Linked DNA regions of Homo sapiens: region 1 is linked to region 2. A link is an interaction called in ENCODE POLR2A ChIA-PET data of the cell type or tissue named here. Cell type or tissue: GM12878. All regions are shown on one strand. Each heading gives the region's core, and the rest is flanking DNA. Links, peaks and the distances in the headings are about the cores only. Region 1 overlaps UPF2 (UPF2 regulator of nonsense mediated mRNA decay). Region 2 overlaps DHTKD1 (dehydrogenase E1 and transketolase domain containing 1).

Region 1 (8,985 bases), core at 1-8,000, 100 kb after region 2:
CTGCAGCCTCTGCCTCTTGGGCTCAAATGAGTCTCCTGCGTCAGTCTCCCAAGTAGCTGGGACTGCAGGTGTGCACCACCATGTCTGGCTAATTAGAGGCAAGGTTTTACCATGTTTCTCAGGCTGGTCTCAAACTCCTTAGCTCAAGCAGTCCTCCTGCCTTGGCCTCCCAAAGTGCTGAGATTATAGGTGTGAGCCACTGCACCCAGGCTCTTATTCAATATCTCAAAGCTCATTCTCAAACTTTTTAAATGTTTTTTTTTTTTTTTTTGGCGGAGTCTTGCTCTGTTGCCCAGGCTGGAATGCAGTGGTGCGGTCTCTGCTCACTGCAAGCTCCGCCTCCCAGGTTCAGGCCATTCTTCTGCCTCAGCCTCCCGAATAGCTGGGACTACAGGCACCCACCACCACGCCCACCTAAGTTTTTGTGTTTTTAGTAGAGACGGGGTTTCACCATGTTAGCCAGGATGATCTCGATCTCCTGACCTCATGATTGAGAATTGGCTGTGGGCCGAGGTACACCTCGGCCTCCCAATGTGCTGAGATAACAGGCGTGAGCCACTGTGCCTGGCCAAACTTTTTAAATGTTTTAAAAAAGTTTCATCATAGAATTTGTGTTTTGGTTGACCCTGGCTTGTTTCTCAGAACTTTCTCAGTATATTTGTTAAGATATTTTAGAACCAAAATCTCTTTATAATATTTAGCATATGGCTGGGTGCGGTGGCTCACGCCTCTAATCCCAGCACTTTGGGAGGCCAGGGCAGGTGGATCATGAGGTCAGGAGTTCGAGAACAGCTTGGCGCAACATGGTGAAACCGTGTCTCTACTAAAGATACAAAAGCTAGCTGGGCATGGTGGTGTGCGCCTGTAATCCCAGCTACTCAGGAGGCTGAGGCAGGAGAATGGCTTGAACCTGGGAGGCGGAGGTTACAGAGAGCCAGGCTCGCGCCATTGCACTCCAGCCTGGGCAAGACTCCGTCTCAAAAAAAAAAAACATTTAGCATACTTGGGTATTGATTTAGGTGGTTTCTTTACCCCTTTTCTCTAATTGTCATACTGAAATTTAAGCTAATTTTTCTTTTCATTTTAAATGACTTTAAATTTATTATTATTATTATTATTTTTGAGACAGAGTTTCGCTCTTGCTGCCCAGGCTGGAGTGCAAAGGCGCGATCTCGGCTCACTGCAACTTCTGCCTCCCAGGTTCAAGCAATTCTCCTGCCTCAGCCTCCTGAGTAGCTGGGATTACAGGCATGTGCCACTACACCCGGCTAATTTTGTATTTTTAGTAGAGACAGGGTTTCTCCATGTTGGTCAGGCTGGTCTCGAACTCCCAACCTCAGGTGATCTGTCCGTCTCAGCCTCCCAAAGTGCTGGGATTACAGGTGTGAGCCACTGCGCCCTGTCATGACTTTAAATGTATTTTTAGACATTTTCCAGAATTAATAGACCTTGAAAAAATTCTGTCATTGTTTTTATTTTTATTTTTGGAGACAGGCTGGAATGCGATGGTGCAGTCCCGGCTCACTGCAACCTCTGCATCCCAGGTTTAAGCAACTCTTGTGCCTCAGCCTCCCAAGCAATAACTGGGACTACAGATATGCGCCACCAAGCCCAGCTAATTTTTGCATTTTTAGTAGAGATGGGGTTTCACCATGTTGGTCAGGCTGGTCTCGAACTTTGAGCTCAAGTGATCTGCCTGCCTCACCCTCCCCAAGTGCTGGGATTACAGGCATGAGCCACTGTGCCCAGCCCTGTCATTGTTTTTAAAAGATCTTTTTGGCCCGGCATGATGGCTTATGCCTGTAATACCAGGGCTTTGGGAGGCCAAGGCAGGAGGATTGCTTGAGGCGAGTTTGAGACTAGCCTGGGTAACATAGCGAGACCCTGTCTCTACAAAAAATTTTAAAAAATAAAACAAATTTAGCCAGTCATGTGGCACAAGCCTGTAGTCCTAGCTACTTGGGAGGCTGAGGTGGGAAGATTGCATGAGCCCAGATGTTCAAGGTTACAGTTAGATAATGATCACACCAGGCACTCCAGCCTGGGTGATAGAGTGAGACTCTATCTCTTAAAAAAAATTTTTTTTTCAGACATAGAACTTAAGGGCAAGAGTTTTTTTTTCTTTCAGTACTTTAAAGATGTTACTCCTCTGTCTTCTAGCTTGCATTGTTCCATCAAGAATGCTCCTACCTTTCTGACCTTTGTTCTTATTTATATAATCTATATTTTTTTCTCTCATTGTTTTAAAATTTTTTCATTATCGCTGATTTCAAGCATTAGTTATGGTGTAGCTTGGTGTGGTTTTCTTCGTTTCTTGTACTTCGGGTTCCTTGAACTTCTTAGATCTGTGGGTGTATAGTTATCATCAAATTAGGAAAATCTTGACCTTTATTTTTCAATTGTGTTTTCTCTTTCCTTCTTCGTCACCTCTCCTATAGGGACTCAATTACAAGTATTTTAGGTTGTTCAGTTGTCCCACAGTTCATTGATGTCCTTTCCTTTTTGTTCTTCGTTATTTTTTCCTGCCTTTCCTTTTGGATAGTTTCTGTTGTTATGTCTTCAAGTTCACTAATCTTTTCTTCTACGGTGTCTAATAACTTAATTCCATTTAGAGAAGTCATTTTTTATATCTATGTCTTGTCATATTTTCTTTGTATCTGACATGTTCAATCTTGTAGCTTGTTGAACATATGAAATACAGTTACAATAACTGTTTTAAAGTCCTTGTCTACAAATCTTGTCATCTGTGTGATTTCCGAGTTGGTTTCAATTGATTGCAGTTGCTTGACCTCCTTTGCATGTCTGGTCATTTTTCTACTTCTTTGGCTGCCCGCTTATGTTTTATTGGATGTGTCCTGGATATTTTTGTATTCTTATAAATATCATTAAGCGTCATCCTGGGTTGCAGTTAAGTTACTTGGAAATAGTTTCATCTTTGAAAGGATGCTTTGTTAGGAGGTACCAGAGCAGCCTTTAATCTAAAGCTAATTTTTCCTAATACTGAGGCAGTATCTTTCTGGACTTTTTCTGATAAAGTAGAGTCATAGAAGATTCTTCCAGTCAGCCTTGTGGGTATACAGACTATTCCTGGTCCCATGAGCCTCTCTGTGAGTCTTAATTCTTTTCAGTAGTTATTTTCCCAGTCTCACCTAGTTTCCTCACACATAGAGGCTGATCAGTACTCAGGTGAACATTTTGTTTCCTTATACATAGGAGCTGATCAGTACTCAGCTGAATGTTCAAGGAGACTCTGCAAATGTTTTGAAGTTTATCTTTGTGCTGGTTTCTCCTCTCTGGTACTGTGTCCTGGGAACTCTGCCTACCTTGGGTAGAGTATTACCAGACCCTCAGCTCTCATCCTCAACTCAGGGAGACTGCCTGGCTTCTCTCTTACTTGGCCACAGCCTGGAAAAATCTCTTTATGAAGTAAGCTGGGGCAATTGTAGAGCTGAGTTTTTCGTCTGCTCCCTATCAGGGATTATTTTCCTATACTGCCTGATGTCCAGTGTTTGAAAATCATTGTTTTAATATTGTTTGCTTGAATCTTTAGTTATTTTGGGTCACTGATATAGTACTTCACCTTGTGCAGAAGAGGCTTACATTGTCCAGTGATCAGAATATCCTTTATTCTATAGCCACTTTTTCCAGTTAATCATGTCTTAGATTTTTTTCATTTTAATACATTAGTGCCATCTAATTATTTTTAATTGCTACATAGTAATATCCTTTTGTATGGTTGTTCTGTAATTTACTTGTCCTCTGTTGATTAACACTTAATATTTCTGGCTTTTAGCTATTATTGTCAGTGCTGTAACAAAATCTCTGAACCTGCTTCTTTCTGTATATATGCTAGTATTTACAGGATACATTTCTAGAAGTAGAATTCTTGGGTTAAAAGGATATATGCATTTTAAGTTTCAATATATGATGCCATATTTTCTATTAAAGAAATTTACAGCAACCCAAATGCCCATCAATAATACACTAGATAGAGAAAATGTGGTACATATACACCATGGAATACTATGCAGCCATAAAAAAGAGTGAGTTCATGTCCTTTGCAGGGACATGGATGAAGCTGGAAGCCATCATTCTCAGCAAACTAACATAGGAAAAAAACCAAATACCACATGTTCTCACTCATAAGTGGGAGTTGAACAGTGAGAACACATGGACACAGGGAGGGGAACAACACACACTGGGGCCTGTTGGGAGGTTGGGGGTAAGGGGAGGGAGAGCATTAGGACAAATACCTAATGCATGCGGGACTTAAAACCTAGGTGACGGGTTGGTAAGTGCAGCAAACCACCATGGAACATGTATACCTATGTAACACACCTGCACATTCTGCACATGTATCTTGGAACTTAAAAAAAAAAATTTACATGCCACTAAGTGTATGAGAATGAATGTTTCTTTTTTTTTTTTTTTTTTTTTTGAGGTGGTGTCTTGCTCTGTCACCCAGGCTGGAGTACAGTGGTGCGATCTAAGCTCACTGCAAGCTCCGCCTCCCGGGTTCAAGCGATTCTCCTGCCTCAGCCTCCTGAGCAGCTGGGACTACAGGCATGTGTCACCATGCCTGGCTAATTTTTTGTATTTTTAGTAGAGATAGGGTTTCACTATGTTAGCCAGGATGGTCTCAATCTCCTGACCTCGTGATCTGCCCACCTCGGCCTCCCCAGGTGCTAGGATTACAGGTATGAGCCACTGCGCCTGGCCTGAGAATGACTGTTTCTTTACACTCTTACCACATTGCAGTTCTTAATTTTTAAATTTGAAGTCAGGTTTTAGCATCTTTAAGTTTATTGGCTGTTTTATAAATGTATTATTTTCCCTGTGAAATTCCTATTTGAATCTTTTATACCCCCACCCCCTGTCCTTTTTCCCCTTGTATCTTTTTAAAAAATTGATTTATAAAAGCACTTGGGAGGCTGAGGTGAGTGGAGCACTTGAGGTCAGGAGTTCTAGACCAGCCTGGCCAACATGGTGAAACCCCATCCCTACAAAAAATACAAAAGTTAGCTGGGTATTGTGGAGTGCGCCTGTAATCCCAGCTACTTGGGAGACTGAAGTGAGACAATTGCTTGAACCCAGGAGGCAGAGGTTGCAGTGAGCTGAGATTGCACTCCAGCCTGGGTGACAGAGCGAGACTCCATGTCAGAGAGAAAAAAAAAAAGCACTTTGTATATTAAGGAAATTATTATTATTATTATTATTATTATTATTATTATTACTTTGAGACGGCGCCTTGCTGTGTTGCCCAGGCTGGAGTGCAGTGGCGCGTTCACAGCTCACTGCAAGCTCTGCTCCCCGGGTTCACACCATTTTCCTGCCTCAGTCTCCTGAGTAGCTGGGACTACAGGTGCCTGCCACCACGGCCGGCTAATTTTTTTGTATTTTTAGTAGAGACGGGGTTTCACTGTGTTAGCTAGGATAGTCTCGATCTCCTGACCTCGTTATCCACCTGCCGCAGCCTCCCAAAGTGTTGGGATTACAGGCGTGAGCCACTGTGCCCGGCCGACGGAAATTATATTTTTTATATGCATTGCAACTATCACTCCTCTGTTTTTCTCTTGTCCTGTGCCTGTGATATTCCTATTTTTTATTACTTTTGATTTGGTAGTATTTTTACCTCTCAAAAGTTGAATTTCTTTTTTATGATTTACATTATTTTTTAGATACACAAAATATTTATGCATATTATAGATTAAAAAGTGAAAGTTTACTGTCAGATGCATTACATTCTCCAAGGTAACCACTCTTAACAGCTTGATAGTAATGTGTCCAGACTTTACTTTTTTCCAGAAAATATATATAATCAGATATCTCTAGCTTCATTAACTTAGGTGAGATATTTTGCATGATTTCCTTTATTGTTTCAATTATTATTTTTGAGAGCTTTCTGAGTCAGTTCTTGTAGATACATCTCATTCCTTTTAACACCTGATTAATATTACATAGTTGTCTTAGTCTTTTCAGGCTGCTGTAACAAAATACCCTAGACCGGGCAACTTATGAACAACAGAAACTTGTTCCTCTGTCTGGAGTCTGGGAAGTCTAAGATCAAGGTGCCAGCCAAGTTGGTGTCTGGCGAGGACTCTGCTTCACAGATGGGTGGGTGAGTGGGGCTGAAAGTTCTAAGCCTGTAATCACTCGGTCTTTCTGGTGACTTGGCTCCATCGTAGAGACCATCCAGAGACTCCACCCTAAGTCACCTCATTAGCATCAGCTGAGGTAGGATCAAAAAGCTTGTTATGAATAACAAAATACATTCCTTTCACTCAGGAAATTCTAAGGGTTTTAGGAGGTCTGCCAGGAACCAAGGACAAACACCAAATATATTCATTATACTATGCTCTATATATTATGGATGTATTCTTTAAATATTGTCAATATTGTCTTCCAGTTTGTTTTTTGCTTTTGTTTATACTTTTCATTAAACAGAAGTTGTAAATATGTCAGTGTTTTTCTTTTTGGTGTATGGGTTTAGTGTCCTAATAAGTCTGTGTTTAAATATATTTTCTGTAAGGAAAGTAAGGAGTTTCGAGGAGCCAGTGTTTTTTTTGTTTTTGGTGTTCTTATTTTCATAAATCACATTTAATGAATAATCTAACTTACGGTTAATTTTAATTTACATAATCTATTTATAATTCTCATTTGGAGAGAAGTATGTGAGAGTAGATAAGTTCATGAATGGGCTCATAATCATAAAGTAGGAAGTTAATTACTTTCAGTGTTCTGAGTTTATGATCTATAGTTGTATGTACTGCATGTGTGTAAATAGGTACATACTTTCCATTCTCTAATAAGAGATCTGTACGCTTCATCTTTCTTCCCTTCTTTTCCAGTTATCAATTGACTGACATTTATGGCATAAAAGAAAATAAAGGCTGAGCGTGGTCACGCATGCCTGTAATCCCAGCACTTTGAGAGGCTGAGGCAGGTGGATCCCCTGAACTTAGGAGTTTGAGACCAGCCTAGGCAACATAATGAAACCCCATCTCTACTAAAAATGGAAAAATTAGCTGGGCTTGATGACGCATGCCTGTAGTCCCAGCTACTCAGGAGGTTGAGGCAGGAGGATTGCATGAGCCCAGGATTTCGAGGCTACAGTAAGCTATGATCATGTCACTGCACGCCAGCCTTGGCAGCAGAGTGAGACCCTGTCTCAATTCAAAAAAATAAATAATAAATAAACGCTGGGCGTGGTGGCTCACGCCTGTAATCCCAGCACTTTGGGAGGCTGAGGCAGGTGGATCACCTGAAGTCAGGAGTTTGAGACCAACCTGGCCAACATGGCGAAACCCCATCTCTACTAAAAATAACAAAAAAGTAGCCAAGTGTGGTGGCGGGCGCCTGTAATCCCAGCTACTTGGGAGGCTGAGGCAGGAGAATTACTTGAAGCTGGGAGGTGGAGGTTGCAGTGAGCTGATGTTGCGCCATTGTACTCCAGCCTGGGTGACAGAGTAAAACTCTGTTTAAAAAAAATAAAATTTCAGGACCCTCTAAATTTATTATAGCAAGGGGGAAATTAAGCCTTGGAGACTGAACTACATAACCAGTATGTATCTTTCCCAAAAAAGACGACTTCTACTAATCAGGTTGTTGTAACTGTGCATTAAACCTTATGAGGAAAGATGTTGAAATTACCTAAACTTTCTCTGTATAAACAATCTCAAACTTCTACCCTTTGGAACACTGACTTCTGTTCTTTAGAATCTCTGCTTCCTGGGAGGCTGTCCTCAAACTTTGCAATTGAATAAACTCTCTTTAAAACTAGATTCTGACCTTTTTGATTATTTTAGGTTGACAGTGGCAATCTACCATGTGCCAAGGATTATGCCAAAAGGAGGGATGCTTCTTAAGTAAAGGTTTATGGTCTGTTTTTGGAGATATAAATGGTATATAAGTATGATGTAAATAGTATAGAGGATTATGAGTTGCCAAAAAAAAAAAAAATACTCATGGGGGAGGTGGGACTTTAAACGGATGTCTTAGGAGTGGCCAGGCTTATATATTTTATTTTTTGATTTTAAGTTTCATGAAAGTAGACCTAATTTATCAAATGGCTACTTAATCTCATATTAATTGCTTAAAACAAATGTAAGAGAAAAAAATCTTTATGTTGTTCTCTAGTCTGTTTTATTTTAGGGCTTTATTTAAAACACAGTTTGTGATTTGGTGTTGAAAACGGTCACATGTGCTTGTTAATTGAAGAAGTTCCTGTCAGTTGAAACACTCAAGATTCAATAGATGTAAAACTGAAAAAATAACTTATGTCATGTTTATCATGCTATAACCTCAAGTTATGTTAATTACTTGTGATTTATTTTATTGTAGAACATGGGCCTGGAATTGATATATTCACACCTGGTAAACCTGGAGAATATGACTTGGAAGGTGGTATATGGGAAGATGAAGATGCTCGGAATTTTTATGAGAACCTCATTGATTTGAAGGCTTTTGTCCCAGCCATCTTGTTTAAAGACAATGAAAAAAGTTGTCAGAATAAAGAGTCCAACAAAGATGATACCAAAGGTAAATTCTAGAGAAAAAATATTTACATTAAGTGCTATAAGAATTAGCTTCAAAATAGTATTTGTAAAAAAAAAATATATATATTGTAGTTACTAGTTTTGTAATATGAACATTGAGTCATTAGAGTAAATGAGTGACAGAATTATATGGAATGATGGAGCATTAAAGGATGATAATTGACATACTTTTAACAGTGCTGATACATTTAAGTTAATGTGAATTAATTGGAAAGTGTTTGTTTATAATGTCTTGTAGTGAATTCAAGTGAGGTCTTGGTAAGATGCACATTTCCCCCAGGTATCAGATTGTTAGGGCAGGTGTTAGCTCTATGATGCTCATTACCTGTACTGCCCTTTCTAGGCTAGATAGAACCAACTCTTTGAGAAGAAGAGTGACTTTAGAGAAGTCAGAGCTTTTAGGTCGTTAATAGAGTGGGAGTTTCTGAAT
Region 2 (10,486 bases), core at 2,487-10,486:
TAGCTCACGCCTGTAATCTCAGCACTTTGGGAGGCCAAGGCGGGCGGATCACGAGGTCAGGAAATCAAGACCATCCTGGCTAACACGGTGAAACCCTGTCTCTACTAAAAATACAAAAAATTAGCCGGGCGTACTGGCGGGCACCTGTAGTCCCAGCTACTCGGGAGGCTAAGGCAGGAGAATGGCGTGAACCCGGGAGGCGGAGCTTGCAGTGAGCCAAGATCGTGCCACTGCACTCCAGCCTGGGCGACAGAGCAAGACTCAACCTCAAAAAAAAAAAAAAAGAGAATTATGTCAGAAGAAACGGGAGACAGTGCAGATTTAAAGTCCTCATGAACAAGGTGGTGGGGGTCTCTGCAGCCGAGTTCAGTCACAGGCTATTCCTGGGGACCCTTCTTCAGCAACATGCGCCTACAAAGTCCACTTTCCCACCCACACTTAACTCATACTCCACTGACTTAAAGGACTTAGGATAGAGGAGGCCAGGCATGGTGGCTCACGCCTGCAATCCCAGCACTTTCAGAGGCTGAGGTGGGTGGATAACCTGAGGTCAGGAGTTCGAGACCAGCCTGGCCAACATGGTGAAACCCCATCTCTACTAAAAATAAAAAAATTAGCAGGGTGTGGTGGCGGGCACCTGTAATCCCAGCTACTTGGGAGGCTGAAGCACAAGAATCACTTGAATCCGGGAGGCGGAGGTTGCATAGAGCTGAGATTGCACCACTGCCCTCCAGCCTGGGCAATAGAGCCAGACTCAGTCTCAAAAATAAATAAATAAATAAATAAATAAATAAATAAATAAATAAAAATAGGAGAGGGGAGATCTGCATCACCTGTGATCTCTTAATGTGAACTACTTTTCCCATTAATTAAAATTCTGCCACAGAATATGAAAACAGAGATACATATCTTACTTTTTTGGATCCACAGATGAATCACCAATGACCGGGTTAAATGTTGTTCCTGGTGCCATTTCTTGAAGAGTTGACACGGCTGCCTACGAGGGAGAAGAGGCCACACATCCAGCAAGCAACAGAAAGAGGTGATGCTGTCACTTACAAGGGCCGCTATCAAACACGAGTACCAAAGTTCTAGCCTAGCACTGCAAGGAGACCCATGTCCTAATAGACGCAATGCCTTGCCAAAAAATATCAGTTCTGTATACTTCAGGGTAAAACTATGTTTCTGAGGTTACATAAGATAGCCTTTTGGAATCTTAACACTTTGGGAGGCCAAGGCAGGAGGATCGCTGGAGGCCAGTTCAAGACCCGCCTGGGCAACATAGCGAGACTCCCTTTGCACCCCCTACTCCACCATCCCCACTGGTGCCTTGCCTCTATTAAAAAAAAAAAAAAAAAAAAAAAAGGTGCCGTGGCTCATGCCTGTAATCCCAGCACTTTGGGAGGCCAAGGTGGGCGGATCACCTGAGGTCAGGAGTTTGAGACCAGCCTGGCCAACATGGTGAAATCCCATCTCTACAAAAATATAAAAATACAAAAATTAGCTGGGCATGATGGCGGGTGTCTGTAATCCCAGCTACTCAGGAGGCTGAGGCGGGAGAATTGCTTGAACCCAGAAGGCAGAGGGTGCAGTGAGCTGAAATCGCACCATTGCACTCCAGCCTGGGCAACAGAGCAAGACCTCATCCGAAACAAAACAAACCAAAACTGGCCAGTTGCAGTGGCTCCAGCCTGTGATCCTAGAACTTTGGGAGGCTGAGGCAGGTGGATTGCTTGAACTCACAAGTTTGAGACCAGCCTAGGCAAGATGGTGAAACCCCATCTCTACAAAAAAATACAAAAATTGGCCAGGTGTGGTAGCGCATGCCTGTAGTCCCAGCTACTCAGGAGGATGAGGTGGGAGGCTAGAAGTTTGAGCTTGGGAGGCGGAAGTTGCAATGAGCCATGATCATGCCACTGCACTCCAGCCTGGGTGACAGAGCCAGACCTTGTCTCAAAAAAAAAAAAAGAAAAGAAAAAGACTGGGCGCGGTGGCTCATGCCTATAATCCCAGCACTTTGGGAGGCAGAGGTGGACAGATTGCCTGATATCAGGAGTTCAAGACCAGCCTGGCCAACATGGTGAAACCCCGTCTCTACTAAAATTATAAAAGTTAGCTGGGCGTGGTGGTGCATGCCTGTAATCCCAGCTACTGGGGAGAGTGAGACACAAGAATTGCTTGAACCTGGGAGCCGGAGGTTGCAGTGGGCTGAGATCACACCATTGCACTATAGCCTGGGTAACAGGAAACTCCATCTCAAGAAAAAAAAAAAGTAAAAAGATTGCCTTCTGTGCTCATTTTGGCAGCACATATACTAAAATTAGAACACTGCAGAGAAGATTAGCATGGCCCCTGCACAAGGATGACAATAAAAATTAAAAAATGAATTTAAGAAAAGATTACCTTTTGCCTGGTGCCACGACATAATTTTAAGAATCAGGCCAGACGTGGTGGCTCATGCCTGTAATCCCAGCACTTTGGGAGGCCGAGGCAGGCATATTGCTTGAGGCCAGGAGTTTGAGACCAGCCTGGCCCACATGGCGAAACCTCGTCTCTATTAAAAATACAAAAATGAGCCAGGCATGGTGGTGCATGCCTGTAATCCCAGCTACTTGGGAGGCTGAGGCAGGAGAATTGCTTGAACCCAGGAAATGGAGGTTGCAGTGAGCTGATATTGTGCCATTGCACTCCAGCCTGGGTGACAGAGCAAAACTCTGTCTCAAAAAAAAAAAAAAAAAAAATTGCTGGGTGTGGTGGCACACACCTAATAGTCCCAGCTACGTCGGAGGCTGAGGCCTTGCTTGAACTCAGTAGGCAAAGGTTGCAGTGAGCTAAGATTATGCCGCTGCATGCCAGCCTAGGCAACAAAGCGAGACTCTCAAAATAACAAAAAAAAGAAAAAAAAGAGCCCCATCAGAAAAATGGTGCTAAAGGCATTGCATTAACTCTTCCTAAATGTTTGGTGATGCTTCCAGGCTTATGAGGTCACCTAGAAATATATAAGGTTGTTTGCGAAACACTGGGTGAGAAAGAACCGGTAGACCACTATAAGTGAACTAAAAATGAATGGCTGCTATTGGTAAGACTACTGAAATCCATTTCCTGGCTATTGACTAGATACTGACTCCCAGGGCCAGGCTAGGGTGAGTCAAGTAAGGTACCTAGTGCAAAAAGTTTAAGGAGGCACTGATTTTAGGGCCATGAAAATATCGCCCCTGAGAATGAGTACCTCCCTACTCCCCTCTGAATGCTAAAAACTGCTTAAAACAACGAGGCCAGGCATAGTGGCTCACACCTATAATCCCAGCATTTTGGGAGGCCGAGTCAGCCCAATCACTTGAGGCCAGGAGTTCGAGACCAGCCTGGCCAACATGATGAAACTCTGTCTCTACTAAAAATACAAAAATTAGCTGAGCATGGTGGTACAAGCCTGTAATCCCAGCTACTGGGGAGGCTGAGGCTGGAGAATTGCTTGAGCCTGGGAGGCGGAGTTTGCAGCGAGCGAGCCAAGATCGCGCTCTCCACTCCAGCCTGGGCAACAGAGCGACACTCCATCTCAAGAAACTGTTCAAACAGGCCGGGAGCGGTGGCTCATGCCTGTAATCCCAGCACTTTGGGAGGCCGAGGCGGGCGGATCACGAGGTCAGGAGATCGAGACCATCCTGGCTAACACAGTGAAACCCTGTCTCCACTAAAAATACAAAAAATTAGCAGGTCGTGGTGGCAGGCGCCTGTGGTCCCAACTACTCAGGAGGCTGAGGCAGGAGAATGGCCTGAACCCGGGAGGCGGAGCTTGCAGTGAGCCGAGATCGCAGCACTGCACTCCAGCCTGGGCGACAGAGCGAGACTCCGTCTCAAAAAACCAACCAACCAACCAACCAACCAACCAACCAACCAACCAACCAAGGGGTGGAAGCAAATCACTCGCAGCTTTTCTTCAGTACCCCTCAATTCCAAATATACACTCTCGAACCTTTGTGAGCAGCACAAGATATTCTTGAATGGCCAAATTCTAAACGTCTTATTTCACCTCAGCAGTCATATCCAAATAAATGTAAAAACTGTAATACTCCCGGCCGGGCACGGTGGCTCATGCCTGTAATCCCAGCACTTCGGGAGGCCAAGGCAGGTGGATCACATGAGGCCAGGAGTTCCAGACCACCTGTCCAACACAGTAAAACCCCATCTCTACTAAAAATACAAAAATTAGCCAGGCATGGTGGCGAGTGCCTATAATCCCAGCTACTCAGGAGGCTGAGGCAGGAGAATCGCTTGAACCCGGGAGTTGGAGGTTGCAGTGAGCTGAGACAGCACCACTGCAATCCAGCCTGGGTGATAGAGTGAGACTCCGTCTCAAAAAAAAAAAAAAATTTAATACTAATTCTAATTAAAACTCATATGAACCTGAAAAAAGTATAGCAGATGGGATAAATATATGCTTAGTAGTATTTATTATTTTGAACATTTCTATTTGGAAACTAGCATATTTTTGTGATTTGAAAAACAATGTACACTTAACAGATAAATAGGTAAACCTACGTATGTGTTAAATGATAAAATGATAAATTTCACGCCACTGCACTCTAGCCTGGGCAACAGCACAAGACTCCATCTCAAAAAGAAAAAAAAAAAAAAGAATGACAAATAATGCCACTCATTTTCAACAAAATACTTTGAATTCCCAAATTGCTGCTATCAAAAAAAATAGTGCTTAGACCATATGGGCTTTAAAACTTTTTCTTTTCTTTTTCAGACAATGTCTTGCTGTGTTGCCCAGGCTGGAGTGTAGTGGCATGGTCATACGTCACTGCAGCCTTGAACTCCAGGGCTCAAAAGATGCTCCCATCTCAGCCTCCTGAGCAGCTGACAGCACAGGTGTGAGCCACCACACCGGCCAATTTTTTTTTTCAGAGATGGGGTCTTGCAATGTTGCCCAGGTTGCTCTCAAACTCCTGGGCTCAAGCAATCCTCTTGCCTAGGCCTCCCAAAGTCCTGGAATTATAGGCATGAGCCACCATGCCCAGCCTAATAGCCTAAAAGCTTTTCTAAATAGTATTTCTGCTCAGGAGGGCACTAGTATAACATCTGCTATCCCTGTCCTTCATTACAATTGACAGAAAACCTACCTATCTTTCCAGGTAGTCTTAAAAGGCTGTTTAAAAAATGAAAGCAGGCTGGGTGTGGTGACTCACGCCTGCAATCCCAGCACTTTGGGAGGCCGAGGCGGGCGAATCACCTGAGGTCAAGAGTTAGAGACTAGTCTGGCCAAGATGGCGAAACCCCATCTCTACTAAAAATACAAAAATTAGCTGGGTGTGGTGGCACATGCCTGTAATCTCAGCTACTTGGGAGGCTGAGGCGGGAGAATCGCTTAAACCCAGGAGTCAGAGGTTGCAACGGGCCGAGATTGCACCATTGCACTCCAGCCTGGGCGACAGAGCAAGACTGCGTCTCAAAAAACAACAAAAAAAATGAAAGTAGCAAAGTCAGTTGAAACTAAAAAGGTGTTTCTGTAATTTAAATATAATTAGATATGGAAAATAGGGAAAAATGGAGTGCAAAAAATGACAAAAGGAGGAAGGCTTATTCACCACCTTCTGCTTACCGGGAGCCTGAGTAACATCTTAGGGGAAGCAACAATGAGTGGTTTTCTGAAGTTCCGGACCATCTGTCTCCTAAGCAAGTGGAAATACTGTGCAGGAGTTGTTGGGTGAACCACAAACATGTTCACAGTGTCTCCGTCCACCCCCTCTTCCGCACTGTCACACATCTGGGAGAGAAGTGGCAAGAAAGGAGAAGAATGTTCAGATCATCTATTTCAGTCGTAGTGACAATGGGCTGGCCAAAGGGAAACACAGGTGTTCTTGATTATAGCAGAAAAGCTATTGCCCAACATTACAGAAAAATATCAGCAGGTGAATTTATGAACGGTGCGGTATTAACCAAAGGAGAGCTCTGATGGCTTTCTCCACTGGCCCAATTCTGTGTCATCTAACACAATTGTTCCCAAACACGGCTGATAGCAAAGATAATCTGGAAAGGACTTTTTTAAAAAAAATACATATTCTGATTACTACAGGGTTAAGACAGGGGAAGGAAGCACTATCAGAATCTCACTTTCCTAATGTAATAAAACGATTGTGTGTGTGTGTGTGTGTGTGTGTGTGTGCACGCGTGCTTTAAGACAAAAATCAAAAGCAGCTAATAGAAAGGTTGAAAAATTGAGGGCAAGGAAGTTAAATCTCAGAAGATCCTGGTGGGACAGAAAGCTGAGGCATAACTCCTAACCCTTCCCCAAAGGCAGTGAAAGGAAAGAAAGAGAGTTGACAAAATCTGGACAATTATTTTTGTTGTTGTTACAGAGTCTCGTTCTCTCACCCAGGCTGGAGTTCAGTGGCATGATCATAGCACACTGTAACCCCAAACTCTGGACTCAAAAGCAATCCTCCCACCAGAGCCTCCCAAGTAGCTGGGACTACAGGTGCCTGCTACCACACCTGACTAATTTTAATATTTTTGTAGAGATGGGGTCTTGTTATGATGCCCAGGCTGGTCTCAAACTCCTGGGTTCAAGCGATCCTCCCGCCTCAGCCACCCAAAGTGCTGGGATTACAGGCATGAGCCACCATGCCTGGCCTCAATCATGATCATCTTCTTTTTGCATACACCCTTGATTCCCATGACCCTTCACTCCAACCCATAAACCTAGTTAATCCCCACTTTCTGCCTGTTCCATGTCTGCAGAGAAAGTAGCTGGAGACAACACAAAATCACACCAATGGTCTTACTTTAGAATCCTGACCAACAGTCTGAGATGGGCCCTTAGTGACCTTAGACTCTTAAACTCTATTTCCCTAACTCACTCATTCTCCTTCTTTCCCAGGTGACTAATTCACACCTTTAAACTCAGGACCTCCTCCTGCATCACCACTCTCAGCTAATGACCTAACAGCATGTCCTCAGACCATCTACACACACATTCTCACTTGCACTCATCTTCTCTGCCTTCCATTTATTGCCACCAACCATGCTGCTGTCTAAAGCTAATTTAATCCATCATGTACTAGAGCCCACCCCATTTTACCAATGCAAGGAAATCACTCAGTTATTCTATCAGCACCCCTACATCACCATTCTCTTCTTGTCTACTGGATCATGCCTATCACCAAACAGGCCTTATTTCCTACCTTTAACACAAAACAAAGGCCTGGCGCGGTGGCCCATGCCTGAAATCCTAGCACTTTGGGAGGCCAAGGTGGGAGGATCACATGAGGTCAGGGGTTCAAGAGCAGCCTGGTCAACATGGTGAAACCCCATCTCTACTAAAAATACAAAAATTAGCCGGGCATCGTGGCACAAGCCTATAATCCCAGCTACTCGGGAGGCTGAGGCAGGAGAATTGCTTGAACCTGGGAGGCAGAGGTTGCAGAGAGCCAAGACTGCAGCATTGCACTACAGCCTGGGTGACAGAGCAAGACGCCATCACAAAAATAAAAGAAAACACAAAAGGAACTCTTGACACAAATTTTCCCACCAGCTACTGTCTCATTTTCTTGTTCTATTTACAGCAATACTCCTCAAAAGAGTTAAGTTGATGTTCCTCCCTTTTTTTTTTTTTTTTTTTGAGACAGGGTCTGGCTCTCTTGCCCAGGCTGGAATGCAGTGGTGCAACCTCAGCTCACTACAACCTCCGCCTCCCAGGCTCAAGTGATCCTCCCACCTCAGCCTCCCAAGTAGTGAGGATTATGGGCACGCACCACCACCCACCCAGCTAATTTTTTTAGTTTTATTTTTAGCAGAAATGGGGTCTCACCATGTTGCCCAGGCTGGTCTCAAACTCCTGAGCAAGATATCCACCCACCTTGGCCTCCCAAAGTGCTGGGATTACAGGTGTGAGCCACCATGCTAGGCCAACTTTCCTCCCTTGAATAAGTTCTGGAGATCTACTGTACAGGATGGTAACTGTAGTTAACGTATTATATACCTGAAAATTACTAAGAGGATAGATTTTAAATGTTCTCTTCCCCAAAAATGGTGAGTATGTGAGGTGACGGGTCTGGTAATTAGCTTGATTCAATCAGTTCACAATGTATAGCTGTATCAAAACATCACATTTTATACTATTCATATATACAATTGTACATTTGTCAATTAAAAATGTTTAAATAAATACACTTTCCTTTCTCTAGAATCAGGAATCAGGGGTGTCCGATCTTTTGGCTTACCTGAGCCACACCGGAAGAAGAAGAATTGTCTTGTGCCACACATAAAATACACTAACACTAACAATGGCTAATAAGGTAAAAAAAAAAAATCACAAATAATGTTTTAAGAAAGTTTATGAATTTGTATTGGACCACATTCTTTTTTCTGGAGACAGAGTCTCGCTCTGTCACCCAGGCTGGAGTGCATGGCGCAATCTCAGCTCACTGCAAGCTCCGCCTCCCAGGTTCACACCATTCCCCTGCCTCAGCCTCCCAAGTAGCTGGGACTACAGGTGCCTGCCACCGTGCCCGGCTAATTTTTTGTATTTTTAGTAGACACAGGGTTTCACCGTGTTAGCCAGGATGGTCTTCATCTCCTGACCTCATGATCCGCCCGCCTCGGCCTCCCAAAGTGCTGGGATTACAGGAGTGAGCCACCACGCCCAGCCTGTATTGGGCTACATTCAAAGCTGTTCTGAGCCGCATGTGGTCCATGGACACAGGTTGGACAAGTTGCTCTAGATAGTCCTTAATATGTCCCAGACAGACTTTTGTCCCTACCACTCCATCAAAACCGCAGTCATCAACCAACAAATGGACTCTTGATTTCTAAATTCAGTGGTTCATTCTTATGCCTCATCTATTTATTTATTTATTTATTTTTAGTAGAGACAGGGTCTCACTATGTTGCCCAAGCTGGTCTCAAACTCCTGGGCTCAAGTGATCCTCCCACCTCGGCCTCTCAAAGTGCTGGGATTACTTCACTCCTCATCTTAATTGACACTGACACTCCCTCTTCCCTGATATGTTTCCTTCGCTTGCTTTCTAAGATCTTCCTCCCACCTCACTGGTTGCTCCTTCTTCATCTCACTTCTTCTTCTTCTCTGCATCCTCTGAGGTTGGACTATCCCAGGGCCCAGAGCTCAGGCACCTTCTCTCCTCCACTGTGCTCGCTGCTTCGATGACTTCTTCCAGACTCATGACTGTCAATGTCATCTAGTGGCTGATGACTCCGAAACTGTATCCCCCACCTACTCATTTCCTCTGTTTCTTCAACAACTAGTAGTTTTGCATTTCACATGTCATGCTTTAGTTTATCTACCATTACTCTAATCTCTTTTTAAATAAAATTCTCGATGTCATCATTAATGTAACTATCCATCTATCTGTTGTTCTGTCTACCTATCTATTAAGCTATCATCTGTTTATACATTTTAGCTGCACGCATGCCAAAATCATTAACGATATGCATGCTGAAGTACTTGGGGTGACATGTATTGATATCTCTATTTATTATTTATTTATTTATTTATTTAATTTTTTGAGACAGAGTCTTTGTTGTCCAGGCTGGAGTGCAGTGGCGTGATCTCACTGCAACCTCTGCCTCCTGGGTTCAAGCGATTCTCCTGCCTCAGGCTCCCGAGTAGCTTGGATTACAGGGATGAGCCACTACACATGGCTAATTTTTGTATTTTTAGTAAAGATGGGGTTTCTCTGTGTTAGCCAGGCTGGTCTCAAACTCCTGATCTCAAGTGATCCACCTGCCTTGGTCTCCCAAAGTGCCAGGATTACAGGTGTGAGCCACTGCACCCGGCTAATGTCTCCATTTATTTTGAAATGAATCAAAACATAAGATGCATTGAAGGATACCAGAATGACAGATGAATAGATATGTGAAAAAACAAGTATAATAAAAAATAATGGTGAATTCTAGGGAGTGGGCATATGAGTATTCACAGTAAATTCTTTCCAACTTTTCTGTATATCTGAAAGTCTTCATAATAAACTATAAGGAAATAACATGCAAAAGGAGACATTTGTAATGATTCACACCAAATGAGGACAATGGCTATTTCTGGCAGGATATTTCAAATGTTTTAATAACCAGCCAGGGTTGGTGGCTCACACCTGTAATCCCAGCACTTTGGGAAGCTGAGGCGGGTAGATCACTTGAGGCCAGGAGTTTCAGACTAGCCTGGCCAACATGGAAGAACACCAATCTCTACTAAAAACACAAAAATTAGCCAGGCATGGTGGCATACGCCTGTGGTCCCAGCTACTTGGAGGGTGAGCCAGGAGAATCGCTTGAACCCAAGAGGCAGAGGTTGCAGTGAGCCAAGATCGCACCACTGCACTCCAGCCTGGGCAACAGAGCGAGACCCCATCTCAAAAAAAAATAAAAATAAAAAAGCTCTCTGGGGGATTCTGATGATCAGCCTGGTATAAGAACTGCTGATCCTGGCACAAGAGAACTTTAATTGCCATAAAACCGTGATACAATT

What was found. ChIA-PET counts read pairs that join two places held together with the same protein. Peaks named below come from ENCODE experiments on the same cell type or tissue, not always from the same donor. Only the 100,000 strongest peaks of a DNase experiment are listed, where the experiment ranks them.
Region 1: POLR2A ChIA-PET joins it to region 2 with 10 read pairs; 6 of 35 experiments call an interaction of 5 or more read pairs at or near these places.

What each region holds. Positions count from the first base shown.
Region 1 is chr10:12,004,083-12,013,067 of GRCh38, reverse strand. UPF2 (UPF2 regulator of nonsense mediated mRNA decay) reads left to right here. Exons shown (of 22, transcript NM_015542.4): 5 at 8,341-8,538. Among named protein-coding and RNA genes, the nearest start is that of UPF2, 34 kb to the left of the region's middle. In GM12878, for the core only: no CTCF peak of the experiment used is centred there; no DNase peak of the experiment used is centred there.
Region 2 is chr10:12,108,184-12,118,669 of GRCh38, reverse strand. It overlaps DHTKD1 (dehydrogenase E1 and transketolase domain containing 1), which reads right to left. Exons shown (of 17, transcript NM_018706.7): 13 at 5,606-5,770; 14 at 915-997. It also overlaps the pseudogene RNU6-88P. Among named protein-coding and RNA genes, the nearest start is that of SEC61A2, 16 kb to the left of the region's middle. In GM12878, for the core only: no CTCF peak of the experiment used is centred there; a DNase peak (open chromatin) is centred at 5,759; H3K27ac peaks cover 1,738 bases.